Regions from separate parts of the Homo sapiens genome. Here region 1 is linked to region 2. Evidence: read pairs that join two places in POLR2A ChIA-PET (ENCODE). Cell type or tissue: OCI-LY7. All regions are shown on one strand. Links, peaks and the distances in the headings refer to the core of each region. The heading gives the core; the rest is flanking DNA.

What was found. Peaks named below come from ENCODE experiments on the same cell type or tissue, not always from the same donor. Only the 100,000 strongest peaks of a DNase experiment are listed, where the experiment ranks them.
Region 1: POLR2A ChIA-PET joins it to region 2 with 6 read pairs; 2 of 35 experiments call an interaction of 5 or more read pairs at or near these places.

What each region holds. Positions count from the first base shown.
Region 1 is chr14:59,170,876-59,187,133 of GRCh38, forward strand. It overlaps LOC107984642 (a long non-coding RNA gene), which reads left to right. Exons shown (of 2, transcript XR_001750928.1): 2 at 12,788-13,372. It also overlaps the pseudogene PPIAP5. Among named protein-coding and RNA genes, the nearest start is that of DAAM1, 9.7 kb to the right of the region's middle. In OCI-LY7, for the core only: no CTCF peak of the experiment used is centred there; no DNase peak of the experiment used is centred there; H3K4me3 peaks cover 214 bases; H3K27ac peaks cover 115 bases.
Region 2 is chr14:60,148,246-60,162,321 of GRCh38, forward strand. DHRS7 (dehydrogenase/reductase 7) reads right to left here. Exons shown (of 7, transcript NM_016029.4): 2 at 7,755-7,907; 3 at 5,714-5,820; 4 at 4,694-4,933; 5 at 1,820-1,942; 6 at 1,108-1,323. It also overlaps the pseudogene SCOCP1. Among named protein-coding and RNA genes, the nearest start is that of DHRS7, 10 kb to the right of the region's middle. In OCI-LY7, for the core only: no CTCF peak of the experiment used is centred there; no DNase peak of the experiment used is centred there.

The sequences.
Region 1 (16,258 bases), core at 12,597-15,096, 980 kb before region 2:
AAAATTAGCTTGTGGTGAGAGTTGCATAACTAGGAATATACTAAAAGTCACTGAATGATACACTTTAAGTGGATGAATTTTAAGGTATGCAAAATATATCTCAATAAAGCTAAATATATGTACATACAATATGTATCATGATAATATGTAATAATAAACACACGCCTTTCTTTCTTTCTTTCTTTTTTTTGAGACAGAGTCTTGCTCTGTCACCAGGCAGGAGTGTAGTGGCGCAATCTCGGCTCACTGCAACCTCCACCTCCCGGGTTCAAGCGATTCTCCTTCCTCAGCCTCCTGAGTTGCTGGGACTACAGGTGTGCGCCACCATGCCCAGCTAATTTTTGTATTTTTAGTAGAGATGGGGTTTCACCATATTGGCCAGGCTGGTCTCAATCTCCTGACCTCATGATCTGCCCGTCTTGGCCTCCTAAAGTACTGGGATTAGAGGCCTTTAACATTTTTTTTACAATAAAAATGCATTTTGAGATTAGAAATAAAAGTTCTTTAAAATAAAAGAGAAAGAAAATATTATGGAACTATATTAATATTTAAATACCTAAAAATTTAAAAATATATAGATATAATAAAACTTCCAAAAACAAAGTTAAAAGAGGAGTCAAACTGGAAAGATATTCATAAATTATATGACAGTGGGTAAATAAGAAAAAGAATACCCCAATATAAAAGTTGGCTAAAGTAATGAACTGTGATATATATAAAAGAAGAAATGTGAAGGTATTTTTTAATAGAAAAACTACTTAACCTTGCCAGTACTCAAAGACATGAAAAAATTAAAGTAATTTACACTTTGTACTTGTTGGATGAGCAAAGATTAAAGTGAATAATCCAGAGTTGTGTGAGAGTCTGGAAAATGGATTATTTATCATGGTTTTGACAAGATAAATACAGTATAAACGGTTACAAAATTTTGGGATGGAAATTTCCAACTATATTCTGAAAGCCTTAAAATATAGCCTTTGACCAGTTGAGAATTTTTTTCTAAGAATACAATCAGATAATTGTACATAGTGTATGTTTAGCTAACAAAGATTGAAAAGATGCTTCCCTACACTACTAATCTGAGAAACTCCAATCAAAACAATATGCTATCTTTCATCCATAAGACTGTCAAAAATTATAAGTTTTTCCAATGTCAAGCACTGGCAAGATTCTGAAAATACAGATATATTTTGGTGTTTGAAAGCTAAATTGGTATACAGTAGTCCCCCTTTATCTGTGAGGGATACGTTCCAAGACCCTCAGTGGATGCCTGAAACCTTTGATCATACCAAATCCTATATATACTGTTTTTTCCTCTATGTACATACTATACAGCATGGATACACTGGACAAAGAGACAATTCATGTCTCAGGTGGGAAGGAGTGGGACAGTGCAAGATTTTATCATGCTACTCAGAACGATGCACAATTTAAAACTTAAGAATTATTTCTGGAATTTTCCATTTAATATTTTCAGACTGAGGTTGACTGTGGGTAACTGAAACCACAGAAAATGAAACCACAGATAAAGGGGAATGACTTTACTCCCTTTGGAAGACAAATTTGACACTGCCTATTAAAAAAATACTAAATATACTCTGTAACTCAATAATTCTACTTTTGGGTGTCTAACCTAGAAAAAAATATACACACTCACAAAGAAAAGCATATAAACACATGCATGTTCATGTATTATTTGTAATGGAAAAAAACAGGGGGCAGCCTAAATTTCCACATGTAAGAGACAAATAAGAGATATGAAGTCATACAATAAAGGAATGAATTACATATATGTCTAACTACATGGGAATGGATCTCAAAAAAATTTCTGAATGGGAAAAGCAAACTGCAGGATCATATTTGCAGAACAACATCACTTATGTAAAAAACACAAGGCATTAGTAAATGTTTTTGATACATATATAATATAAATGTATAAAAGTGGGTTGCACTATGTACCAACTCAGTTATTTCCTCTGAAGAGAGAAGGGAGGGGACCAGAATAGTAAGTGGTGGCCAAAGGGAATTTTCATTTTACCTGGAACAGTCTCACCTTTTTTTTAAAAAAAAGAAAAAAGAAAAAATATTTGTATATTTTTATATGTTTTAAAAGAAGAATATTTGTATATTTTTATGTATGAAAAGACTGGGAAATGATGTGTTGAAACATTGGCAGTCATTAATTCTGGGCAGTGGAAAATGAGTGTTGTTAGTTTCTGCTTCTACATTTTTGTTTATTAAAAATCCAAGCTCATCACCCAGAGATGCATATGAAGAATCTTTACCACAGCCTTGTTAATAAAAAGAAAAGGAGGCCAGATGCAGTGGCTCATGCCTATAATCCCAGCACTTTTGCTTGAGCCCAGGGGTTCGAGACCAGTCTGGGCAACACAGTGAGACCCTGTCTCTATAAAAAAAAGAAAACAAAAGAAAATTTAAAACAACTTAAAAGTTCCAAAATAGAATGTTAATTAAATTATTTTATACCATAGAAGAAACTATTATTAAAAATAATGGGCCAGGCGCGGTAGCTTACGCCTGTAATCCCAGCACTTTGGGAGGCTGAGGCGGCAGATCGTGAGGTCAGGAGATGGAGACCAGCCTGGCCAACATGGTGAAACCCTGTCTCTACTAAAATACAAAAAATTAGCCTGGCATGATGGTGCGCGCCTGTAGACCCAGCTACTTGGGAGGCTGAGGCAGGGGAATTGCTTGAACCCGGGAGGCGGAAGTTGCAGTGAGCCGAGATTTCACCTCTGCACTCCAGCCTGGTGACAGAGCAAGACTCCGTCTCAAAAATAAATAAATAAATAAATAAATAATATAGACGCAGACATTTAAAAACTAAAGCAAAGTTTAACGTAATTATTAAAGTTTAAAAAAGCAAATGCAAACAGAATTTATGTTAGGAATCCATTTTTGTGAAAAGCAAACATTTCCAAGTGATGTGCCCGTGGGTAACTTCCTTTATGCATATACTTGCAGCACATAGTTCAGACTAGCCACATTTCAAGGGCTTCTCTGAAGAGAGCCTCACTAATTAAGTAATAAAGTTAATCAAAGAAATAAACAGTCTATCGAGAATAGGGAAACAAGAGAAGTCGATATTAAACCTAGTATCACCCTAGGTGATATTCAGTGTTTTAATTTAGCTTCTGTAAATTCCTTTCATTATCATTTTAAAAACCTGTCTAGCAACGGCTTTTCCCATGGAGACACAGAATTTCATGTTGCCAAATGGAACTTTCTGATGAGCAAAAATAATCTGAGACAAAATTTCCTACTAAAATGCAAGTGATTTGTTGTGCTACCTCCTCATATGAGACAGCTGACAACACAGAGCAACAAGTTCCAGGTATAGGAACCTGAGTTCTAGTCCTCACCAGTTATTTCTAAATGACAGAGAGCCAGACCTCCTTCCCCAGAATGACCTAGAGTGCTTGTTAAAAATAAAGCTTCACATGGGGCCTGACTCTCAGGATGTGCTAGGTCCTGGCACACACAGATTCCTATGCACACTAAAATTTGAAATGCTGTGTGAAACGCCAGGCCTAGGCCCATCAAATGGGTGATGAGCATGCTAGGACATGGATCAAACTCCCTAGAATGCAGAGAATGCCTCTGATCCATCATAAAGAAAGTCTGCTTCTGACAAAGGACCCTCTTCAGTCTTAATGCACCTTAAGATGATAACAAGCATGGCTAAACGGCCTCTATGAAGACGTTTTAAATGGTTTTCCCGGCTGGGCATGGTGGCTCACACCTGTAACCCCAGAACTTTGGGAGGCCGAGGCAGGTGGATCACCTGAGGTCAGGAGTTCGAGACCAGCCTGATTAATATGATGAAACCCCGTCTCTACTAAAAATACAAAAATTAGCCAGTCATGGTAGTATGCGCCTGTAATCCCAGCTACTAGGGAGGCTGAGACAGGAGAATCGCTTGAACCTGGGAGGCCGAGGTTGTAGTGAGCCAAGATCGCGCCATTACACTCCAGCCTGGGCAACGAGAGTGAAACTCCATCTCAAAAAACAAACAAACAAAAAAAGGTTTTCACTATCCCTTTCCTGCCTGCGGCCAATTTCTGGCTATAGGAGGTGGTGATAGAACAAGAAAGTGAAGTGCTCCATCCTCAGTAAATGTGAGCAGAGGTACACACGGAGCACCCTCTGGGGTGGAATGTTCTAGACTTGCATTGCTCCCTCTGGTACCCACTGGCCACATAAAGTTATTGGGCACTTGAAATGTGGCTAGTCTGAACTGATACGTGCTACAAGTATAAAAAACAAACTGATGTTGAAGACTTAGTAAAAAAAAAAAGTGTAAATGATTTCATTATTTTAAAATTGATTGTGTGTTGAAGTAATATTGTTATGTATCTGTTTAAATATATTATTAAAATAGATTTCTTCTGTTTCTTTGTACTTTTTAAACATGACTACTAGAGAATCTTGAAGTACACATGTGGCGGCTTGTATTATATTTCTGACAGCAATCCTCTCGATTGAAAAGTAAGCAGGTGCTGCCTAGCAAAAAATATAATAGACAGTGGCCACTCCATTGCCATTTAACCTAGCCCAAACAGAAACATGGTTTGCTTTTGAAAAAGTCTCTGTCTGACTTGCACTGAAGTTGCTAAAAGATTCCCCTCCTTTTCTCTGCTGAAGTTTTCTGTGGTGAAATGAGAGATGCACTCTTATTTTTAGTTTTCAGTCTCTCAGTTCCTCAAGATTGGGGAACATGTTGCACTCTATGCACTCGTTGCATGGCTGCTCACCCACTATGCCTGTAAAATAAAGATCTGCCATACAGCAGAGACGAACCACAATGATCACCATCAGTGCACACTCTCTTCTATTGGTCCCACCAGATGGTTGCTCATCAGTATTTGTGGTTTTTCATTAGTGTTCACATTTGTAGACGAAGAATTATTGCTTGTTGATGAGAATTTATTACTAATGAGTAAATGCTGATCTACAGATGGTACTAGAATTCTGGTTAACACCGAACAATAGCGCTCAAGGCAGCTCAAGCACCAAAAGACACCTGTTTTGTAGAAAACTTGGGGAATAAGAATATATGTGTATATATATATGAATATGTATATATAACATTATTATATATAATATGTATTATATATATCTTATATATATCTTATATATATAATAATATATATGATATATCTATACATATATATACATATATGTACATATATATACATATATGTACATATATATATGTATATCTATTTGAGACAAGAGTTTCACTCTTGTTGCCCAAGCTGGAGTGCAATGGTGCAATCTTGGCTCACTGCAACCTCTGCCTCCCGGGTTCAAGCGATTCTCCTGCCTCAGCCTCCCAAGTAGCTGGGATTACAGGCAGGCACCACTGCACCCGGCTAATTTTTTGTATTTTTAATAGAAACGGGGTTTCACCATGTTAGCCAGGCTGGTCTCGAACTCCTGACCTCAGGTAATCCACGTGCCTCAGCCTTTTAAAATGCTGGGATTACAGGCATGAGCCACCACGCCAGCCAGAATATATTTAACTAGAAAAAAAGAAGCAATGAGATTAGAATTATAAATAGAATACACATTCAGTAATCATAGAGGGAAGAACTTGATCTAGGAAGGTAATAGCTGGACAGAAGGAATTTCAGATGTGAGTATGGATTTTAGAGCTAAGACGTATCTTCCAGACTGGGGAAAGCTAGAACCCACTGTGACTCTATGTGTTTAATTACATATTGAGCGCTTCTTATAAAATGATAAATAGCTTGCGCATGTACCCATACATCTGCAACATACCCCAGCACATATATGTGCACATGTGCAGTCACACACACACACAGAGGCAGAGTTCACCTGACACCACCCTCCGTTTATAGCTGGAGGCGTCACCATTCCCATAAGAACCCCTTATGGGAAATGTGAAGGTTTTCAAGTATGAATCTGAAAAAGTTTAGAGGATTGTAATGTTTAATCTTGAGACATTTGTTTTTCTGGGGCTGCTTGTACCAGTGAGCAATTATCAAAACAAGGATTAGCTAAAATCCAGCTTTTGCCAGTTCAGGAAAATCTGTGGGTCAAAGGGAGGAGTTTTTGAAAATCATAAACACATTTTGAGGGATTAAGCAATTCATTAACAATGTGCCTCTCTGTGGGACCTGCCCTGTTCCTCCCTATTCCAATATTCTTTGCTCCCAAACTCTTACTCTGTCTTGTGTGTGTGTTTTTTAAATTTCATAATATACTGCCAATTGGAGATAATCTGAATTATAAGATTCCTAAAAATAAAAATAATTCTGTGAATGTAGGGGCCATCAGTCCTTCACGTAATTGTGTACATCTGTTCAATAACACCTGAGATACTGTGCTGGAAAAATAAATGGATGGGCTGACTGCGAGGAGAAGGGAGCAAGTAATTTTTGGAATTTGTAGCACTTTAGGAATTCAGACAGACCTGCAAGGTGCCATGGTGGAGAATGCAGAGTGCCAGGAGGGAATGAGGGCCTTGTGAGAAGGCATACCAGCTACTGAGAGCAAGCCATAAAGGGAGGTGAGAGGAATGTTGAGGACAAACTCCAACTGGTTCCAGTTTTCCTAGGGCACCATCCATTGGCTTAGAAGAAGGATAATATATGCTGTTTCCTCCCTCACGCCTCTCATTCCTGCAAGGACTTCTCCCTTCCCCAACCATTCAGACCTCAGGCAAACAAGATCAATGCTATGACTCAACTCTTTTCTAGGATGCATTTGCTTTTGTTGTCTAGCCTGGAAACTTGATCACTGATCTTTTTTTTTTTTTTTTAAGAAAAAAGAGATATTCCCTAATGCAAGTGGGGGAAATGGGGACAAAACAGACTTTTAGGACAAAATAATTCTTAAGATGTAAACAACCCATCTATAGTCATGTATCGTTTAACGACAAGATATGTCCTGAGAAATACATCATTAGGCGATTTCATTGTGTGAACATCATGGAGTGTACTTATAAAAACCTAGATGATTTCGCCCACTACACACCTAGGCTATATGGTATAGCCTGTTGCTTCTAGGCATTGGGAGCACGTGACTCTGCTGTGCAGCATGTTATGGTACTGAATACCACAGGCAATTGTAATACAACAGTATGTGTGTATCTAAACACATCTAAACAGAGAAGGTACAGTATTATAATCTTATGGGATGGTATTATAATCTTATGTGATCACCATATATGGACCGTCATATAAAGTATGGTATTTGAATCTTATGGGACCATCATATAGGTGGTCTATCATTATGTGGCACATGGCTGTATATAATTTGCATCCTCTTAATTGCCTCAGACTTCTAATACAGTAGTGTTTATAACTCTTGACATAATTAACCTATGATCCCAGCATAAAGATAGTCCTTTATATAAAAACATTTCATTTCATAAAAAATTCTCTACATTGTCTTTTTAAGATTATTTTCATCATTATTTTGCAGATTCATGAAAATGTTTTTATGGATAGTATGTGGGGTCCTGTGTGGTCAGGCAGCCTCAGTGCTAGTGCAGCCATCTGGGAATTTTCTCTGTGTTCCATCTGATACCTACAGCAGTCCCAGGCTGACTTCCTTTTCTTCCTCGTTCAAAACCACTACCCACTGTGAAACCTATCACCAAATGCCTCTTTCCTGTTTGAGGGAAAATGCTCAGCTCTTGAACCCACTAAGGAACTGGGCTCTTCTCAGCTCATGATACAATATCACCCTTACTTCTGCCCAAGTTGAGTACAGTGACACATGCTTAGCATCTCCATTTCTAGAACCCAACAGCAAAATGAAATCACAAGGGAAAAATGCAGAGCATTGCATAGCAGTTATTCTCTTCTATTACAAATGTAACAAGCCTGCACCTGTACCCCCTGCATCCAAAATAAAAGTTGAAATTATTTAAATAACAACAAAAAAACAAATACAAGGAGATGGGGATGCCAGTAAGCATTTAACAACTGGATCTGTGAGGGAAGCCCTAATTTGTAGCATCTGCAGATTTCTTTGTTGGAAATACTCCCATTACGACTGATGTCTTGCTACCAGTGTGACATCACTGAATGTGAGGTTGGGGAGAGATGTACAGTAACACATCATGACAGTACTTCCAGCACTCAGATTCAGAGGGACCACAAGAGCACAAATAATAGTAAAATGAGTAACAATTAACAAGTGATGACCTTAGAGTATTTATTACCTTTGTTTTCAATATAATATAATTATGTTTATACAATTTAATTTTTAATATCAGCTGTGTTTAACAATTGGCTCACAAAATTTCCCAAATTTGACAATGGGTTTTGTGAGGCAGGGCTGTGGGTTCCCAGCATACCACCGATGTGCATCTACCTTGAGCAGGGAACTCTTCACCTGAACGTTAAGTAGGGATGTGCCTTGTGACAAGGCTTTCTGAAATGATGGCTGTAAGGATCTGCCACAAGTGAATTGGGACACAATCAAACACTTAAAATCCTATGTTCATCTCTGATACGTCTGGGTTTTTGTTAGAGATTCCCATCCTAGCATTGACCTTACTCAAAGCTGCTCAACTTGCAAATTCTAGCGTGCTTGTAGCCAGAGGTAGTGTAGCTTCAAGCATAGTTAACTTACATGCCTAAGTCAAGAGGGAGTTGACCCTGTTATTCAGAATCACTGTTACACGTGTGTGAAAAGTAATGGGGTTATATTTTGCTTGCGTTAACTATGTTTAGATTTAAATGAGTATAATTTTCTAAAACAATAACATAAATCCCAGAGAAGAAAACCTGTCACTCGCAAGAAAGCAAAGCCAGAAAGAAGCATTCCAATATCTCCCTTTCCCCTTTAACTGGGTGGTTAGTCTTCTGACAACCCAAAATATTATTTTAGGAGCTTGAGACACAGGGAGAGGGCACAGACAACCCGAGAGAAAAGGTTACAATCACAGTTTGGTGAAGAGAAAATACTCTCAAAGATAATATGCCATGACATATTGTACTGAAGTGTGGCTTTCCATGAGAAATTCCACATCACAAGGTTCTCATGTAATACAGGACTAAAGTCATCCCTAATCTTAAAATCCAATGTCTAAGTGCTAGCACAACCTGCTGTGAAAGAAGCCTCTTAAATAAATCCTACACGCTGTAATATTTCTGCCACGAAACAGAACACGTGTGCCAGGATAACTCCCGGCAAAGAAAGTTACAGAAACCAAAAGAGTAAACAGAATTCTTTCTGTCCACTCAGCCCATCTTTTACTTGTAGACAAGGTTTTGCCACACATGGACTGCCCATTTTAGGGTTAAAGAGCCCATGCAGAGATTTGACCTTTAAAGAGAAAAAGAAAATGAAAATTGTATGACACCCTCAATAGGGGATATTTTGAAAGCTAACTTGGGATGGTTTGTCTAAAATGTATGACCAGGGAATTTTTACCAATGGAAGGTCGGCAGAGTCTTCATCTGAGAATTCCTGATCAAGAGTGACAGGGCTGGATACCTAGAGGCAAGACCTCAGCCTTCACACCCCAAAACAGCACCATGGCTTCCACATAACTCAGGAAACACCCTCTGTTTTTTATTTCCATTATTTTTGAAAAGTTTCAGGTTGCTATATTCAGTTTTTTGATCCTATCTATATTTCCTAATCAGATGTTCAACAGCTTTAACATCTATGTGACTATGACATGCAAAACACTGGTGCTGAGACCTAGAAAGTCAGTTTTCCCTTATTTGTGTTTACTGAGTATTATGGGTTGAATTGTATTCCCCCACACTCAATTCATATGTTGACTCATATGCTGAAGTCTTAATCCCCAGGATCTTAGAGTGTGACTTTATTTGGAAAAAGGGTCTTTGCAGAGGCAGTCAAATTAAAGTGAGGTCATTAGGGTGGGTCTTTTGCTGTTTTTTTGATTTGGTTTGGTTTGGTTTGGTTTTTTCTTGAGACGGGGTTTACTGCATCACCCAGGCTGGAGTGCAGTGGCATGATCTCAGCTCCCTGCAGCCTCAACCTCCCAGGCTCAAGTGATCCTCCCACCTCCGTCTCCCAAATAGCTGGGACCACAAGCATGACCACCAAACGTGACTAATTTTTGTATTTTTTGTAGAGACGGGGTCTTGCTATGTTGCCCAGGCTAGTCTTGAACTTCTGAACTCAAGCAATTCTCCCGCCTCGGCCTCCCAAAGCACTGGGACTACAGGCATGGACCACTGCCCCTGGCCAGGGTGGGTCTTAATCCAATATGACTGGTATCTTTATAAAAAGGGTAAATTTGGTCACAGAGATAGACATGCATAGAAGGAGGATAATAGAAAGTAGATGGCCATCTACAAGCCAAGGAGAGAGGCCTGGAACACATCCTTCCCCTACAGCCCTCAGAAGGAACCAACCCTACAGACAGGGCTTGATTTTGGACTTGTAGCCCCCAGAACTGTGAGACAATACATTTCTGTGGTACTTTGTTACAGCAGCCCTAGCAAACCAATACACCTAACATATGCTATAGAGCCACATTGTTCTTCCACGTCACAGTGGATGGCGAGCCCTGGGGCCACATCTCCTTCCTTGAGCTGTTTGCAGACGGTTCCAGAGATAGCAGACAACTTTTGTATTCTGACTATTATGGGTTGAACTGTATTCCCCCACACCCAATTCATATGTTGATTCATATGCTGGAGTCCTAACCCCCTAGATCTTTGACCACTGGAGAGAAAAGAAGTATTCCTGCTTTCACAGAATTATTCCAGGGGTTTTATGCCAGGGTGGTGACTTCATATGCCATAGTGGTACTGACACAAGTCCATCTACGGGGAGAAATTTGAGGATGAGAACTTCATCCTGACACATACAGGTCCTGGCATCTTGTCCATGGCAAATTCTGAACCCAACATCAACAGTTCCAGTCTATCATCTGCACAGCTGGGCCTGAGTGGTTGGATGGCAAGCATGTGGTTTTTTGGCAAGGTAAAGACAGAAGGAATATCTTGGAAGGCACAGAGTGCTTTGGGTCCAGAAATGGCAAGACCAACAAGAAGATCGCCATTGCTAACTGTGGACAACTCTAATAAATTTGGCTTGTGTTTTATCTTAGCCACCACACTGTTCTTTCTGTAGCTCAAGAGAGTATCCCTCCATCCCATCTGTTTGCAATGTCCATTATCTTTGTGCTCTTGTTGCAATTCTTTGGGTTCCATATTTTCCTTATTCTCTAAGTCTAGCTGGATTACAGAGTTAAGTTTATAATTATGAAATAAAAAATAAATAACAAGAACAAATGGTTATCTTCCCAAAATAAAATATCACATAGCACTCAAAATGCTAATGATGTAAAAAAATCCAATGAGAGGGAAGATGGTGGGGAGTGGAGGGAGAAATGTTAATATTTCTCCCTCGTTTGTTGGCTCATGGGTGATTTTTATGGCCTTAAGTAGCAATATTTTCTAAATTCTTTACAAAAGACATGAATAACCATTATAATTAGAAAAATATATTAAAAAACTTGGGTACCAGAATACATAAAACAATTTCTTATGGGAATGATCTTGAGATAATTTGGCCTAGTATTTAATTCATATAAATATTTTATTTTAATATGTATATACATAAGTGGACACAAATCTTAAGTGTACAGCATGATAAATTTTCACAAAATAAAGTAGCCACATAAACAGCACCCAGATAAAAAATACCAGCATCCCAGAGACCTCTCATGTTCTCTTCTATTACTATCCCCTAAAGGTAACTGTTACTCTGTCTTCTAACACTATCAATGGCTTTACCTCTTTAAAAAAATGTTACATAAGTGGAATCATACAGTATATACTCTTTTTACTCAGTGTTTTTTGGTGCGGTTCCTCCTATTTTCACACGTAGACATAGCTTGTTAATTCTCATAGCCAGATAGCACGGGTTGGCAAACTATGGCTTACAGGCTTACAGGCCAGCTGACTGTTTTGTAAATAAAGCTTTATTGGAACACAGCCATACTCATTCCTTTATGTCTACGACTGCTTTCATGCTACAATGGCAGCACTGAGTAACTGTAACAGAGATCATATGGCCCTCAAAGCCTAAAATATTTACTATCTGGCCCCTTACAGAAAAAAGTTTGCCAACCCCTGCGATATAGTATTATGTGCCTATGCCACAATCTATTTATCCACTGTACCGTTGATGAGCAACTGTGTTGATTTTAGTTTGGGGCTATCATGGAGTTGCCAGATTTAGCAAATAAAAATACCTAATGTCTCCTTAAATTTGAATTTCAGACAAACAATAAATATTTTTAGTGTAAGTATATCCCAAATATTGTATGGCAACCCTAGGCTATATGAATACATGTATGAATATATGAATAGCATAACTATGAACATTTGAATAGGTAACTTTTGGTGAACACATATACACAACTCTGTTAGGTATATTGCTAGCAGTGAAATTGCTCAGCCATAAAGGATGTGTATGCTCATGCTTAGCAAATACTAATAAAGATTTTTCCAAAGCAGTTTTACCAGTTTACAGTTTCACTAGCAGTGTAAGATTTGTTTCTTATCTTTGGCAATGCTTAGTATAGTTGGTCCTTTTAATTTTAACCAATGTGATGGGTATGTAGTGGTATCCCATTATAGTCTTAATTTATATTTTCCTGCTGACAAATGAATTTAAGCATTAGTTGGGCTGTCTTTTTCGTGATGGCCAGTGATTTATTATATGTTCTAGCTTCAGTTGGTGAACTAGAACAATTATATATCCTTTCTCTTTGTCTCTTCATTTTCTCTCTCTTCAGAATTTGACTTGGGGAAGAAGAAGAAAAGAAGGTGGATTTCAGCATGAAAGAATCTAAACAGTCATTAGTGAACAAATGTGTAGCAGTGCTGTCCAACAGAACTTTCTGAAGAAGTAATGGGAATACTCTGTATCTGTGATGTCCTGTATGGTAGCCACTGGCCTCACACAGCTCTTGAGCACTTGAAATGTGGCTACTGTGACTGAGTAATTGAGTTTTAAAATTTCATCAATTTTAATTAATTGAAATTTAAATAGCCACATGAGGCCAGTGACTACAGAATTGAACAGCACAGGTCTCACAGATGGACTAAGAGTAAGCCAGTTACGAAGAAGCTTATACAGGAAGACCGGCTAAAATATGTCAAAGGAGAGTTTCTCTTTCTGAACTCCGAGGAGCTGTTCAAATAAGACTGGTCTGGAGAGAGTTTTGGGTGGCTGGAGGTATTTTCACCCCTCCACTTACTGTGCCTAACCTTAGTATTGTTGCCATTCTCACGTTTCTGTATGACTCCATCTCCCTTGTTCTGTTCCGATGCCGCTTTTTCAGTTTTTCTGAGCTCTCAATTAAACACAGTGAAATGAATCTCCTCCAAGTGCCTTTTTAGTGACTAAACTGAATAGTTGGCTCAGAATGCTACAAAGTCCTCTCCCTCAGGAAGAACCAAGTTTTACCATTAAGATCCTGATAGATTTACCAGCTTTAACTGACACCTCTTGGGGTGGCTTCCAGATTCACACTTTCTCCTTTTTGAGAAGACTCCCAGACACACGGGGATAGGTCCTGAGTGATCATATTTGAGCCACACAATCTTGTTACGCTTGCTGTAGATCCATGGTTCAAAAACATTCAAGTGTGTCTGACTCAGCTGGAGGACTTGTGAAGACACATGTGGTGGGACCCATCCCTAAAGCTTCTTTTCCAGTAGGTGTGTAGGTGTGGCCCAAGTATCTGCATATCTAACAAGTTCTCAGGTGATACTGATGTTGCTGGTCTGGGGATTGTACTTTAAGATAATTAAGTCAGGGACTGTTGCCTGACATAGGACAATAAGCTTCTCTCAGGAATTTGAAATTTGGAACAAAGAGCTCGGAGTCTTAGTGCTAGTAGACCAGTGCTCTGGAGAGGTCTGAAAACTACCACTGCTTAGGTTCCTAGTTTGTCCAGTTCCTGTTTGTCTTGAGCCTTGGTTGTCTAATCCTTTGAATAAATCCCATTACATTCTTTGTTTTGCATAAACTGGCCATAGAAAGTTCTTGTTGTCTGCCCCTAAAAGAACTTTAACTAAAGTGTGAGTATGTCAGTTAAAGTGTTCCACCAAAAAAACAGAAACGATTCTAAGTAGTATTTAAAACAGAGATAATGTGGTCCAGAGAATTGGCCATACTGTGATAGAAGATCTGTGAAGCCAAACACCCAACGCAGAGATTAGCAACAGCAGGAAGCTATCTCTACCGCTAGGCAAGAGGGACAAAGGGAGAAGGTGGTGTTACAAGGCCAGGGTGACCTGGAAGAAGCTGGAACCATGACAGACCAGTCCAACAAGGAAAATGCTGCTGCCACTGCCAGAAACATCACCCAATGCACCTCTGAGGAAGTGAAGAAATTCCCTAGCTTCTCTCTTCCTCCTGCCTACAATCCCCCAGCAGTGCCTCTCCATGCTGGGAAGCTTGGGAAAAGCTCCCTATGTTACTGAGGACAGCAGGGGATCCTGAGGAAGAACATATAGATCTGAGAACAAGTCAAGGACTGGCACTGTTCAACCCTGAATTTCTCATTTTAGTCTTCAAAGTACATTTTGCCTACTTACCAATTAGAGTGAGATAATATGTGCATGCTATATTCTTTCTAATAGTCTCTGTTAAGAATAAGAATTTTTAATTTAAATGGGTTTTTATTACCTTGTTCCATAATTAGGCCTGACATTTCTGAGATAATCTTTTGGGAAAAATTGCAAATGATATCAAGAACTAACATTTGTATAGTGCTTTTCAGTTTGAAAAATATTTTTACATGCTTCATTTAATTTAATCCTCAAAAACCTCATGAAATATATATTATTATTAACCCTATTTTATAAATAAGGAAACTGAGGCTCAGAGAGAATAAATAACACAAATATGCAAAGTAACATGGATCACAAATAATGGAATGGCACAATCCCAAACCTGGGCTTAGCATACAACCTTGATTGTTGCAAAACACCAAGCTATTGCATGAAAGTACACGCAAGGCTACACACTTTCATTTCTTTCTCTCTGTTGATAACTCATTTCCTCCTTTATCTAAAATCCAGTATCTAGAGTAAAACCTTATAACCAGCACTGAGAGAGGTGATTTTAAAAGATCATCAAAATGCTTCGTGGTGCCTTCTCCTCATCCCCTACCTGTATAGACTGTCAAATCTGTTCTTAGTGGTCTCACAGGTTCCTAATTAATAGGCCACGATTATGGGATGAGGCAGGGCTTTTCATAAGGTCTTCAGAACAGCAGCAGTTATGTAAAATGAAAAGATAGAAAGTAAAGAAACCCATTTTGACTGAGAATATCAATTAGCTAGACAGAGTGGGTGTTTTTGATGATTTATGAGACTACTTGGCCACCTAGAAAAAATTAAATGCAAACATACACAATGATTGTGTATGAAAGTGAGTGAGAGAGAGTGTGTGTGTGAGTTTCCTTCTGTCTCCAAAGAAGTGGTTAAGCCTCCTCTGCTGCTAGTTCTACAGACTGTATTTCTCATGTTAAAGAGCCATCTTTGTTTCCCTTGGTTACCAATGAAACTGTGCAGGGATCAGTTCAAATCCATCACCACTTGCAGATAATTTTTCCAAACACAATGCCCTCTTTCTACATCTATTATCTATATTTATAGCTATTAGATAGGAAGAGCAGTTCACATGTGCATTTCTCCACATTTATGTGCTTACAGTCTATTGTGTATGCTGTCCTTTATATGGAGATGACTATGTCACATGGCACATCCCTATAATATTGTTAAAGAGAATGGAATTTTTGTTTTCAGACAGACTGCATCTTCTCCTTCATTACTGAAGAGCCAAGAGAACTTGTTGTAAGGTGATTTCTCCATTAAAATTACTCCTCAGAGTGTGCCTCAGTAACATACTTTTATCTACAAGGATAAGCCCTGTCTTAACAGAAAGGCTCCACATTCAATTTATTGACTCAATAAATTTCAGGCTCACTGATTATGTTTCAGTCTAAAAGCTTTACACAGTTATAAAATTAGAAGAGCCTTTAGAATCATCCCAGGTCAAGTTTCTCTCTGAATATTTTTCCACCATGAACTGCGTTACATTAAGTCTACCCATTAGTTAGAATATCAGTGATTATATCCTTGATCTGATGGCCAGGGGAAAATTTATATTGTCAGAGTTCATTTTAGATAATATTTGAAATGGAAGAAGTAGCTGAGGACAGAAGAGCAACATTCAAAGCTATCTTCTTTCG
Region 2 (14,076 bases), core at 11,437-13,936:
AGGTATATATAGTATGATCTTGTTTTATAATTCTTTTTTTATCTGTCAATCCCCATTGATTAATTTCTAAAAGAAGGTGGTAACAAAGTATATCAAAGGCTAACAGTAAAAACCATCCTCAGCAATAATCTTTTGCTGCATAATCATCTATAATTTTTGGTTTACTTCATTACATTTCCTGTACTGTCTATAAATTAAATTCTTTTGAGGGTCACAATTTCTCAGAAATGGTTAATAGTATTCCCTGACTAATTGCTATAAAGAATGAGTGCTGAAAGAATGATAATCAGCATATTTCCTTAGACAGGGGAATAGGCACATCTTAGATGTGCTGAGTACTTCGGGAATGAGGTAAAACTGCATGCATCTGTTTTAACAACACAGTAAGTGCTTTGACAGGAAAGCATAGGGGCTGAGGTGCACTTGGTCCTGGGGAGAAGTGGGAGGGAAGGCCAGGTACCATTCCAAGGAGGTGACATGGGAGTTGAGACTGGTAGGATGGGTAGGAGTTGGTGGGGAGAAACAGTAGGGAAAGAGCATTTTGACACACACACTGGTCAAACAATATGTATAGAAGAAAAACATGGCAATCTTTGATTTGATTTTACCTTGTAAGAAACTTCTCTCTCCAAGACTAGTAATAATTTATAGTAAACCAAAATATATGCATGGGGATAAAATATTTTTTATTTATTTTTCTTTATATCATGAGATTGGTGGAGGGTTAGAAAGGTTTTTTGATTTTGAAATAGAGTCTCGCTCTATCACCCGGGCTGGAGTGCAGTGGCACCATCCTGGCTCACTGCAACCTCCGCCTCCTCGGTTCAAGCAATTCTCATGCCTCAGCCTCCCGAGTAGCTGGGATTACAGGCATGCACCACCATGCCCAGCTACTTTTTGTATTTTTAGTAGAGATGGGGTTTCACTATGTTGGCCAGGTTGGTCTTGAACTCCTGGCCTCAAGTGATCTGCCTTGGCCTCCCAAAGTGCTGGGATTACAGACATGAGCCACTGCACCCAGCCAGAAAGTTTTTTAAACACTGGAAAATTCTGTACCTTCCTGCAAGATTGGTACATACTATTAAGAAACTTAGAAATTGGTCTTACCACACCACTCTTAAAGTTCTCAATCCTTTTCTTCCCCATCTTGTTGGTTATCCACCAGGCCCAGGTTGGCATGTATTGCCACAAATATGTTACTAACAAGAAAGGTTGTTCTGAGATCCAAACTTCTTTCAAATCATTGGCCATGCTGATTAACATCAGCCGCACACAACGACTGGTTGTCATCTTGTGGGACTGGTCTCCATTATTGCCTATAGTCTAAGAAAAGTTAAAAATTAAGTGAATTTATCCAAGCGATTTCACATAACTTTAAGCTAGAAAGGACTCAAATGCCGTCTAGTTGAGTGGTTCCTTTAGTGGAGCTTCATGCCCCTTAGGAGTCTCCATAGGTACTAATGGGAGTTTATAAACTATTTGTAATATTTCAAAAAGCCTAACAGAAACCATATGCTTACTAGATAATATAGTGCAGGCTAACTAAAAGATGAAGATTCTTTGCTTTTAATTAGAATTGCATCACCCTAATGTGCTTAATGACAATTATCACTTTTGTAATAAAAATCAAACTATTAAGACAATGCATTTAGCAAATGAAATTCCATAAACAATTTTCATAATGGCAGGAGTTTTGTGAATAATTCACATAAAAGCACTTCTAAGGCAAAAACTATGATATACAGTGATACAACACCAATATATAATGCCAATATATAACTAGTAAACATTCAAATTATTCCCAACTAGAAATTTTTACCTTTGTGACTTCTCCAGCTAGGGAATTCTCCACAATATTTGATTGCACAGGTCCTGGGCAAATGTTAGAAACTATTATACCTGGGTATGTGGCAAGTTCTGTTCGAAGGCCATTAAAAAAACCCTAACAGACAAAAAAAAAAAAAAAGGAAAAAGGCAAATAAATACAGACACATATCTCATGATTTATCAAAATATGTTCTAAAATGTGTGAGTAAAGGACAGGTAGTGTAATCATGCAAGCTTATTAGGCACTTTTTTTTATTATTATATTTTAAGTTCTAGGGTACATGTGCACAACATGCAGGTTTGTTACATATGTATACATGTGCCACGTTGGTGTGCTGCACCCATTAACTGGTCATTTACATTAGGCATATCTCCTAATGCTATCCGTCCCCACTCCCCCCACCCCATGACAGGCCCCACTGTGTGATGTTCCCCTTCCTGTGTCCAAGTGTTCTCATTGTTCAATTCCCACCTATGAGTGAGAACATGCAGTGTTTGGTTTTTTGTCCTTGCAATAGTTTGCTGAGAATGATGGTTTCTAGGTTCATCCATGCCCCTACAAAGGACATGAACTCATCCTTTTTTATGGATGCATAGTATTCCATGGTGTATATGTGCCACATTTTCTTAATCCAGTCCATCATTGATGGACATTTGAGTTGGTTCCAAGTCTTTGCTATTGTGAATAGTGTATAAGGCACTTTTAACAGTAGACTGGAGGCAATCTAGAACAGACATTCTCAGCTCTTTCCAGGTATAAATGGTTCACCCCCTTTGATAGTGAGGGGTCTTCCCATCAATGATTTTTATGGTAGGCATGCACTGGATAGGTAAAAAGAACTATCCCTATAGATTCTGATATATGCTCTTCATACCAGTCCTCCTCTCCCCACTCCAAAAGGGGTATATGTCCTCCACTGAGAATCACTGAGGTCAGGTTTCTATTTATTCCCCAAAGTAGTCTAAAGTGCAAATTTTTGGGGCAAAGGTGAGGAAGATGGGATTAGTACTTCACAGAAAGTATCAGAAAGAATGAATTCAACTTTTTCCATTTATATTTCTATTTTAACAGTATTAATTCATTTTAGCAAACATTTATCTTTTTGGGTAATAAGAGGGTATGTGGCTAATTAAAAATGTAATATGATTGCCTACTGAATGACTTGTGTAAAACAGACTAGACCTTCTAGACTTAAAAAGATACTGACCATTTCTAAACCAATGGGGAGTAAACAGAAATCTACTGCCTCTCATCTCTTCCTAAATTAGGAAATGTTCCAAGACTACATTGTTATAAGGCTGGGTTATCTATTGAAAAGCCTAAACAGCTAACCCACAGTACATTGTATATGATCCAAAAATGTTAAACAGTTATCAGCTCTGAAATGCTGACCCCAACAAACAGAGGGGCTATGAGGGTTTATGATCAGAGACCAATACAGTGCCAGACTCAGAGATGAACCCAAAAAAAAAAAAAAAGCTTGCTAATTGAATGGAAAACTCCCATAACTTTAACCTTCTGCCTCTCTGTAGCAAAAGAGGAGAGAGGACACCAAGCAAGCCAATATATCAAACACTAAAACCTCTCCTTGTTTGAAATCACATCTAGTATTGTGTGTAAACTTTTCAATGATAAACAAGTTAATTCTGTAGTTTACTGAGAATCTGAGAAGGAAATGTGCTCTTCAAAAAGAGCTTCCTGGTAACTACAGTCTCAACCTGCCACATTTTATCATAGGATCAAATCCAGTAATAAAATAATGAGTCTTGGAGGGCAGGCCAGACAGCTCATCTGTGTTTACTGAAAGCATCCAGCATATCTTATGAGACACGTGGTGCCAAACAGATGGGTGGCCGCCCTCCCTCATCTGCCTGCCTGAGGCTTGCCCAACTGCTCCACAGGAAGTGACTGATGCCTGTTACTAAATATGAGGAAATCATCAGTATAGCATTCCGCTTCATCACTGTCTGCAATTGTCTGCACTTTGCAGCAGAAAAAAGATGTCCTAAAGAACCAAAGCTTCAAATTTTCATGAAACCATGATGACCATGTAGCTATTGCATCTCATGATTCCAACAGTGAAACATTCTACTTAAACTGACTTCAACAGCTTTAAATATAAATTTTGTGTCTTCCTTAATCATTCTTTTCCTATTGGCCTTATAATTTCTTTATATCCAGTCTTAAGCCACCATTAAAAATTCATCCATTTCTAATATTTATACATCGTAAGTTATGCAGTCCAAATCAAGCTTCTCTCCTTGCCTCTGCCTTGACTAGATTTTCTTCTTCCAATGAAACCAGAGAGAATACAGTCAAGATTTTTCCCAGTAAGGATATGAGACCAGGACTAATCATCCTGTGGGAAGTACCTATTTCTGACATGCATATATAATTAGACCAGGCAAAATAAACACCAACTACAAGGGGCAAGGAAAAGAAGTCACAGAAATGGGGAGGAAAAAGTACATCCTGAAGTGTATGTAGAAGAAAGGAGAAGTGGACCCCCAATTTTCCATGAAGATTTAGTAGGAATAAGGATAAGGTGAAGAGTAACATGTTAAATAGATGATACACTTTTTGAGGGCAGAGACCACATCTTATTATCTTTATATCCCCAGGGTCTGTTGTAGTACATGGCACAATGCAGTGCTTGATACATATTTATTTGTTCAACAAGTTAGAGGCATGTGTGGATCAAGTCTTTTTTAGCATCTACTGGGGGTGTCCTCTACCAAAAGTCTCCTTGGGTCTCTCTGTCTCCCCACATCACTTCCAGTTCCAAGGACCTCACACAGTGATGGCCATATCCCCCATATACACATTTAAGTCAGTTCTATCAGAGTTGAGTTTGAGCAGCCTTACCCGGAGAGCATGCTTGCTAGCACAGTATCCAATGGAAAGAGGTACAGATATGATACCCAGGATGCTATTCACAGTAACAATCTTTCCTTGCTTCCTCTCGATCATGTGAGGCAGAACACATTTTGTCAAGGACACCGTCCCTAAGTAGTTAAGCTCTATTAGCTTTCTGTAGACATCCAAGCTGGTATCCATGCACAGAGAACGCTGGGACATTCCACCATTGTTGACCAGAATGTCGATCTAGTTAAATAAAATCAGAAAAGGGGTGTTTGGGGGATGTCTTGTGGATAGATTGATGGAATTCCTATGGATGGTTGGTTATTTTGTTAACTTAAAGAATCAATGGAACAATGGTATATTTCCAGAAGTCAGCAATTAAAAAGATAAAATAAAGCCCTGAATTTACCTGTGGAATTAAATTCCCGTTTTAGGTGACTTTTTGTGAAAGTTAATAATTGTCATTAAAATAAATAAAAGCAGCCAGCTGGGCACAGTAGCCTGTAATCCCTGCACTTTGGGAGGCTGAGGAGGGTGGACCATGAGGTCAGGAGTTCAAGACCAGCCTGACCAACATGGTGAAACCCCATCTCTACTAAAAAATATAAAAATTAGCTGGGCGTGATGGTGCATGCCTGTAATCCCAGCTACTCAGGAGGCTGAGGCAGGAGAATCCCTTAAACCTGGGAGGCGGAGATTGCAGTGAACCGATATCACACCACTGCACTCCAGCCTGGGCGACAGAGCAAGACTTTGTCTCAAAATACATAAATAAATAAATAAAAGCAGCCGTGAATTTTTAGCTTCTTTTGTTCTACATGGAGGAATTTGTACTTGTTAAGACATGAAAAGTACTAATTCCATAATGACAAAGGCTCAGAGATTAAGGGGCCCAACTCATGGGCCCGATCTCACTGCATGGACCCCACTTGCCTAAAGCCCTTTGTATGACAGCACCACGGATGGGAATCTCTTCTGCAGTTACTTCAAAGCAAGACTATATCAATATAAGATGCTACTTACTCTACCAAACTCCTGGAGAACAGCTTTGGTAGCCGCTTCATGGGAACCAGTGTCGGTCAGGTCAAGGGGCAAAACAAGTATATCTTTTTCTTTTAAATTGCCATTCTCTAAATAAAGACAAAAATTTGTGTGGAAGTCATGCCATAGTTCAGTCAAGCTCCTTGCTACTCCCACTAACACCCACCCTGCAACAGGACTTGGCAACAAACTCATTTCTGGGTGGCCCTGTGAAAGTTCCTCTCGGTGGTCAGGAAGAGGACTAGTGGTTATATCAGACAAAAAGCTGGCTGGCCTCACAGGAAGTAGAATGGCAACTTGAATATGCAGTCTAACTTTACAATTTGATTTCTGATAGAAATCAAGATTATACTACAAACTAGAAAAGAGCAAATATTTTAGAGCAATTTCTTTAGAAGTACAGAGGTACCTTTGTTTTGTGATAGGCTCACAAAGATGAGTTGCTCTTCTACACACAAAACAACTACTTGTGCTTAAAATCAGTAAGAAGCTCAGAGTCCTACAGTCAAATGACATATAGAAGCTTCTCTCCAGAGGCTAAGGATTCCTGGAGGTAAACAGGGAAAAGGACACATGCCTGAAATTCCCAACCAAGAAACATGCTGCTGCTTTGTGATTGGCTTTCTGTTCATCAAAAGAACAACTGAAACTAATTTTCCTGGACTCTAACCTTGAAATACAAGTAACATCAGTAAGAAAAACAAGCAAGTATAGAAAATAGAAGAGGTAAAAAGACTTCATGGGCAAAAGAGTTAAGCGTGAAACATCAACTGTATTAAATGAAAAAGTGGGCACTACAGATCTGCAAGATAAAAGGAAACAGCCTTGTGCCAGGTAAGAAATGCTGACCTGGTTCATCTACTCCACCAGTACAGGACTTGCAAGTCACAGCAGTAGAGGAACAACTATCAAAAGAAGTGGCCCAGTGCAAAAACACAAGAGGCCTTTGAAAGCAGTATCATGAAAGAGGCCTGTTGCCCTGCTGAGCACTACTGTGGCAACTAACTCTCATTTCTGGGTGGTTAGCTCGATCAGCAAAGTTAAAGATTTAAAAGAATGACAGGTAGAGAGATGGCCCAAAAAATGGTCTGTTGGAAAATTCAAAATTATCTCAGTTTAGGTACTATTAATAAATGTTCCATGAAAAATAATAACTTTATACTTGAAGTTGCTTTCAATGTGAACATAATGGCTGGGTGCGGTGGCTCACACCTGTAATCCCAGCATTTTGGGAGGCCGAGGCAGGCAGATCACCTGAGGTCAGGAGGTCGAGACCAGCATGGCCAACATGGTGAAACCCCGTCTCCATTAAAAATACAAAAATTAGCTGGGTGTGGTGGTGCACGTCTGTGGCCCCAGCTACTCAGGAGGCTGAGGTACAAGAATCGCTTGAACCTGTGAGGCGGAAGTTGCAATGAGCCAAGATCACACCATTGTACTCCAGCCTGGGCAACAAAGTGAGACTTCATCTCAAAAAGAAAAAAGTAAACATAACTACACCAAAATTCAAACAAAAATATTAACACTGTTGCCCTTTATGTGAATATGAAAGTATTACCTCAAGTTGTATTTTTTAAAGCTAATTCCATTCCTGTTCTTTTATCCTATATAATAAGTCTTATCCCATATGATTTTAATATCTGATACTTTAATAAAATGAGTAAGGATTCTTCCTAATTTCTATGATCAGATACATGTATGTCATGGATAAGAACCCAACTGTTTTTTCTCTAAGACAAAAATCTAAGATACTTGGTCACTAAAAATCCACCAGCATTTTATATAATTGTTGGTCACTCCCTAATGCCAAGAGTCAGTGCAAAAAAAGCATAGAAAGGTGGCAGAAAAGAAGAAAAAGGCGAGGGCAGCCAATTAAGGCAAAAAGGAGAGGAACTGAGATGAAGCATGTAGAACATTTGGAGCCGGGGGGAAATCTCACTCCTCTCTAAAAGTCCCAAAACTGTATTTGAGTTTGGACTGATTTATTTCTAGGAAGCACCGCTGCTATTTCAGATCCGCTTACCTAGGCATCTTCTTTTCACCCTTTCCAGCTCATGCACTCTTCTGGCTGACAGCACAAGAGAAACTCCTAGTTTAGACAACTGGTAAGCCAGCTCCTCACCAATTCCACTCGAGGCTCCAGTCACCCACACCACCATATCAGTCAGCTCCCATTCTATGGAAGGAATGTAAATGGAAGGAAGAAAATAAGCAATGAATTACGCTCATAAATCCAAGATTAGAAAAAAAAAAGAAAGCCTTAAACAATACCACTAAATATGAAGGCATGATGTATAGAGTTAAAATTTGAAATATTCTAAGAAAGCATCTCCTTCTTAACTAAAAAAAAAAAAAAGCATTAATACAAATCATACTAGTAACAGTTATCAACACAGTATTTGTATATTACAGAACCTTCATGACTTTTCCAGACTTTACTTCAAGGTAAGCCTTATAACCTCATGGTTTCACTCTAAGGCTCTATTTAACACAAACAGGTAAGATAAATATGATAGATAAGATAAACAGGCTAAGTAAATACAAAAATCACTGTCTGGACTCACTTTTCCTTAGCCATTAAATGAGGCATTCAGATTAGATGATGGCTGAAGGTCACATCCAGTTTTTAATTCTATTATTCTAATATTTTGCAATGGAGGTTGATGAAGAATCTAAATATACCAAGTTCTGTGCTGTTGATGGAAACATCCTAGATTTTTAAAGTAGTATTTTCCCCATTTGCCAATAATGCCTGATGCCTATCAGCTCAAGGTCATTTTGTAAAAATGTTCCCCAGATGCCTGAGCTTTCATCTTAGGAGAATATAGTAATTCACCCAAGAACAAATGCATATTACAGAGAGATGAAATATTGTACTCTGCTTCTCCAATTATGTTCCTCTTAAAAGACTACAAATGTTACAGTACTAAAGCAATGACAAATGGTTTATTCTTTTCTCCAATGAAAAACTTATTAGCACTTCAGGAGATGATATTCACTGTCTCTCTGAACCCGTAAAGTCACTGTTATGCAAAGTTCCTGGGTGACTTATTTACTAAAATATATGTTATTTATCAAAAATATCAAATATCGTATCACTTAACATCACATTTCCGATTTTAGATCAGAAAAGTTAAAATCAGGAAATGATTGTACTGTTTTAAACAGCTCTAAATCCTAACTGTGATGTTAACAGTACCATCCCTGGAGACTGCCAGGGTTCAAATGCCAGCTCCATCACACACAGCACTGAAATGCTCCCAGGTGAGAACTTGGTGCCTTAATTTTCCACAACTGGAAATGTGATGAATAAGAACACATCCTTCACAGGATTGTTGAGAAATGAGTTAAAACATGGAAAGCACTCAGGGCAGTATCTAGTACATACTCAGTGTTTAATAAACGTCAATTATAATTATTGCTCAAGTTTTTTAACAGATGGACTTTACTACAGCAAAACATAGAACAGTCACTTAATAACGTATGTCTCCTAACTTCTCCAGCCAGGAAAACAGAGTTACCAATTCTAATGGCTTAACGTTTTTACATTACTTCCTATGTACTTAGCACATTGTCTACTAAAAGCCTCACCAGAACTGTATGGAAAGGTATTATTATCTCAGTTTTACAGAAAAGGTAACTGAGGTTTACAGAGATTAATTTGTCCCACTAGACCATAGATTCCATTAAGGGTAGGACCCTGTCTACCTTGTTCATTGCTGTGGCCTCAGTGCTTAGCAAAGACTGGAATATTGAAAAGGCTCCATAAATAACTACTGAATAAACACCCAAGAACCCTGGCAGAGCCGGGATATAAGCCCAGGTATATCTAGCTCCAAAGCCCACACTGTCCACTATTTCATGATATACACATTTACATATGATCAATATTTTAAAACCCAACTGTTTCTTAGACATTCAAGAAAATACCACTTGTCCTTAAGAAAAAGGTTCCATGTAAATATCTCAACTAAGGCCAGGTACGGTGGCTCACATCTGTAATCCCAGCACTTTGGGAGGCCAAGGCGGGCAGATCACTTGAGGCCAGGAGTTCGAGACCAGCCTGGCCAACATGATGGAACCTGTTCTCTATGAAAAATACAAAAATTAGCCAGGTGTGGTGGCGCATCGTTGTAACCCCAACTACTCAGGAGGCTGAGGTGCAAGAATTGCTTGAACCTGGGAGGCAGAGGTTGCAGTGAGCCAAGATTGCTCCACTGCACTCCAGCATGGGTGACAGAGTGAGACTCTGTCGGAAAAAAAAAAAAAAAAAAAAAAATCTCAACTAAGGATGGAAACATCCCAAATACTATGTCTGGGCTACAATGCTTTCCTGTCATATAACGTACTTTTGTGAAAAGGCACAATTGGGCCACCTTCCTATAGGACTTTATCAAGAACAACATAACATCTATTCAGATAATCATTTATTCATTCATTGACTACTTGTTGTTCCCAAGTTCTGCAATCATCACACTCTAGAGTGAATATCATTTGTTTTAGAAACACAGGATTTACTAACTAGTGTCGAGCTAACAAAGACCTCTTGATATTTACACACATAAGCAAATATTTAAAGCTGATGGTGTAAACTTTTAATACAATCACAATTCTGGCCTCTTCCTCCCACCCTGAAGAAACTTTTTTATTTAGCACCGTTTGTTTCCCGATTCCACAGAATCTGGTATACATAATGGCCTCCCTTTAAGAGCCCCTGAAAGTAGATTCTTAAGAGTTGAAAGGAAAGTGATAGTTCAACCCCCACTCCAGTTTGAGAATTCTCTTCTCAAGCCCTTGACCCATCTCTAATTCCCTCACAGGATGAGGAAGCTAATTATCTCTGAAGGCTTCAGCTCCTTTTTTGGGAAAGTCTAATCATTCCAGGGATCTTTTTTATACTGATATGATAAGCTTTTAAATGCTATCAACCAGTAGCAGTGGGCAGTAATCCTGCCTTGTGGTTTGACAAAGAAGAAATCAAACTTCTGGTGTCGGTGGGTCCAAGTGTCCAGCCTGAGGCATCCTCCCCATCCCTTCCTCTCCCAGCACCTCAAACATTCATCAAGGATTTTGTATCCAAGGCCCAAAAGTTTGTTACCCAAGACGACAAATATTGACATGGATGCAGTTGATGCTGAAAATCATTTGGAATTGGAGGGAAAAACACAGCTTATTAATCAAGTGTTGGAACCCCAACATACACTTCAAGATCTCCCTGTCAGAGGAGATGCGGTTACGGAAGAAAATCTCAAGCTAAAATCAGAAAACCAAGTTTCTTAGACAATACACAGAAAATTTCATGTCAGCTTCTAGTGTTTTTCAAACAACTGACACAAAAAGCAAAAGAAAATACAGAATTGAAGCCCTTCTGTTTTATGGAATTGCTGCTGACCTTTCTTTATATGTTGGACAGATTTCAAAAGTGATAGTACCTTTGTTTGTGGTTTCATTGAATATTTATGAAGCTAATGTCAGATGTAGGCAACATTCATAGCATAACAGGAAACTTCCATAAGTTTGTGTATTATGTTAGTCTATGAGAATGTGCAAATGTATTGGAAACTTAATTTAGAATAGCACATATTTATGAAACTTAAGATGAATGTTTTATCAAATTTGCTCTGATTTGTGGGTTTAGCCCTGTCTTTTATTATAGGCTTAGTAAGATATACAAGAAAATAACCATCATGCTGTGAAAAAGTGACCCCAATCAGGTACTGACTGCACAGATTCATGTACCCTATCCATCTTCTTGGGCCCCTTCTCCACTGGCTTCTTCCTTCCTATCTCCCCTCCCCCAGGGAAAAACTGGTTTCATATTTGTAAAAGCAATTTTAATACTTAATCATCTCTGAGAGTAACCTGAACTTTAATTGTCAAAACTTAACCAAATGAAGACATTTTCTCAGCTAGAGCTTCTCATTTGTGATATTTAATACTAAGATAGAATTGCTGGTTTCTCTTTAATCAATTGAAAACAAAAAGAGACTATAAAAATGAAGATTTTTCATTGAAACTGAATTGTCAATCTGGGAAGATAATTTTTTGTTGTCAAAAACTTCTTTTTGGCCAGGTACAGTGGCTCACGCCTGTAATCCCAGCACTTTGGGAGGCCGAGGCAGGAGGATCACCTGAGATCAGGAGTTCAAGCCCAGCCTGGCCAACATGGCGAAACCCCATCTCTACTAAAAATACAAAAATTAGCTGGGCGTGGTGGTGGGTGCCTGTAATCCCAGCTACTTGGGAGGCTGAGGCAGGGAGAATTGCTTGAACCTCTAGGAGGTGGGGTTTGCAGTGAGCCTGCACTCCAGCCTGGGCAACAAAGTGAGACTCTATCTCAAAAAACAAAAAACAAAAAAAAAACTTCTTTTTTTTTTTTTTTTTTACAAAATTACCTACTTTGTATCTGAAAAGATATAAATTATGGTCGTGTGTGTTTAAAATAGAAAAGCTTAAGGGAAAATAGAAATAGGATGGAAAAGTACTTGGGAAAATACTAGTAACCAACTCCAAATATTTTCACTCCAGATTTTTGTTATCTCTGGCACAGAGTAGATCTTTTGGGAAATATATGAGAGTAGATTAAGCTCGACTAACCTGTTTTTTGGCGGGGGGACGGGGGGAGGGGACAAGGCCTGGCTCTGTCACCCAAGCTGGAGTGCAGTGGCATGATCTTGGCTCCCTGCAACCTCCACGGCTCAGGCTCAAGCCAACCTCCCACCTCAGCCTCCCAAGTAGCTGGGACTACAGGCGTGTACCATCATGCCCGGCTAATTTTTTTGTGTGTATTTTTTTGTAGATATGAGGTTTTGCCATGTTGCCTAGGCTGGTCTCGAACTTGTGAGCTCTAGCGATTTGCCCACCTCAGCCTCCCAAAGTGCTGGGATTACAGGCGTGAGCTACCGCATCTGGCCAACTTTGACTAATCTTATGTACCACATCTGGAAGAGAACAGTTACAAAGAGTTTGGTCTCAAGGTATATTTCTACTCAGCAGATTAACTTTTGCAAAATTCCTTAAGAATGTATTAGTATCAGAACTGTGAAAAATGGGAGTTTCAGATGTACACTTATTGATAATCTTGCTCAGTTTTATCCTGCTTGTTCTCCCAGAATTTTTTGTAAACTCAACTCCTCTGTTTACAGAGTTTTAGTCACTTTTAACAATTTTTTAAAATTCAGTTTGTAGACTCCATTTGTTAAGGGAATCAATATCAGAAGTAATACTAAAATGTTATAATAGGAAAAGGGATCCACTAATATAGCTTATGGTTATTAGAGCTGGGCTACCTTTAATCATGGAATAATCTTATGTATAGGTGTAAGAATGACTCACTATATGAATACATACTAATCATATTACAAACATTTTGCATCCCTTTTGTGACCTAGACAGACATTTAAATTGTGTTGCAATTCTGCTTTCTTGTTTTACAAAAAGCTGTTTCAGGAAGAAAAGAAAAGAAATGAAACCTGTCTTCTAAATGACAATCCCTCACAGCTGTTAGGGAAGACAGCCATTATGTCTTCCCTAAGTCCTTTCATCTCTTACCTTCTCTAAGGCTAAATAAACCTATCCAATTTCTGCCACCTTCCCTCACATGACATGGTATCAGGTTTCCTCACTCTTCTGCTCACACCCACCTGCACCAATTCTAGTTGGTTAATGTTCCTCTTTATTAAAGGGAGCTGGCTAGGGCAGGACACAGGATTCGGTAGGGTCTGGACAGTGCAGAGCAGGATGAGATGTCAAAAATCACTTCCCTTGTCCCCCAGAAGGTAGGGTCTATGAGGGCCTGGACTGTGGCTGATTCAGTCACTGCAGTGTCCCCAGTGCCCCAGCACAGAGGCCGGCACATACAAGCAGCTAGTCAGGAGACATCTGTTGTTTGCAGTTGTTGCTTCAGACACTGAGGTCTACAAATGCAACCCAAGGTTGCCTGATCTTTTCTGGCAGCCACTTCACAGTTGACTCCTATTGAGGTTACTGTTAACAAAAACCTGAGTTTTGCTCACATGTGCTGCTGTTGAAATTTTTCCTCCTCTAGACTTGTGCCATGGATTTTTCTGGACCATTTTAATGTCTAAAATTAGTCACCCTTAAATTTCACCATATGTGGCTGGGCTTGGCAGTTCACATCTGTTATCCTAGCACTTTGAGAGGCCAAGGTGGAAGGATCACTTGAGGCCAGGAGTTCAAGACCAGCCTGGAACATAGTGAGAGCCTGTTTCTACAAAAAGTTTAAAAATATCCAGGTGTGGTGGTTTGCACCTGTAGTCCTAGCTACTGGGGAGGCTGAGGTGGGAGGATTGCCTGAGCCCAGGAGTTCGAGGCTGCAGTGAGCT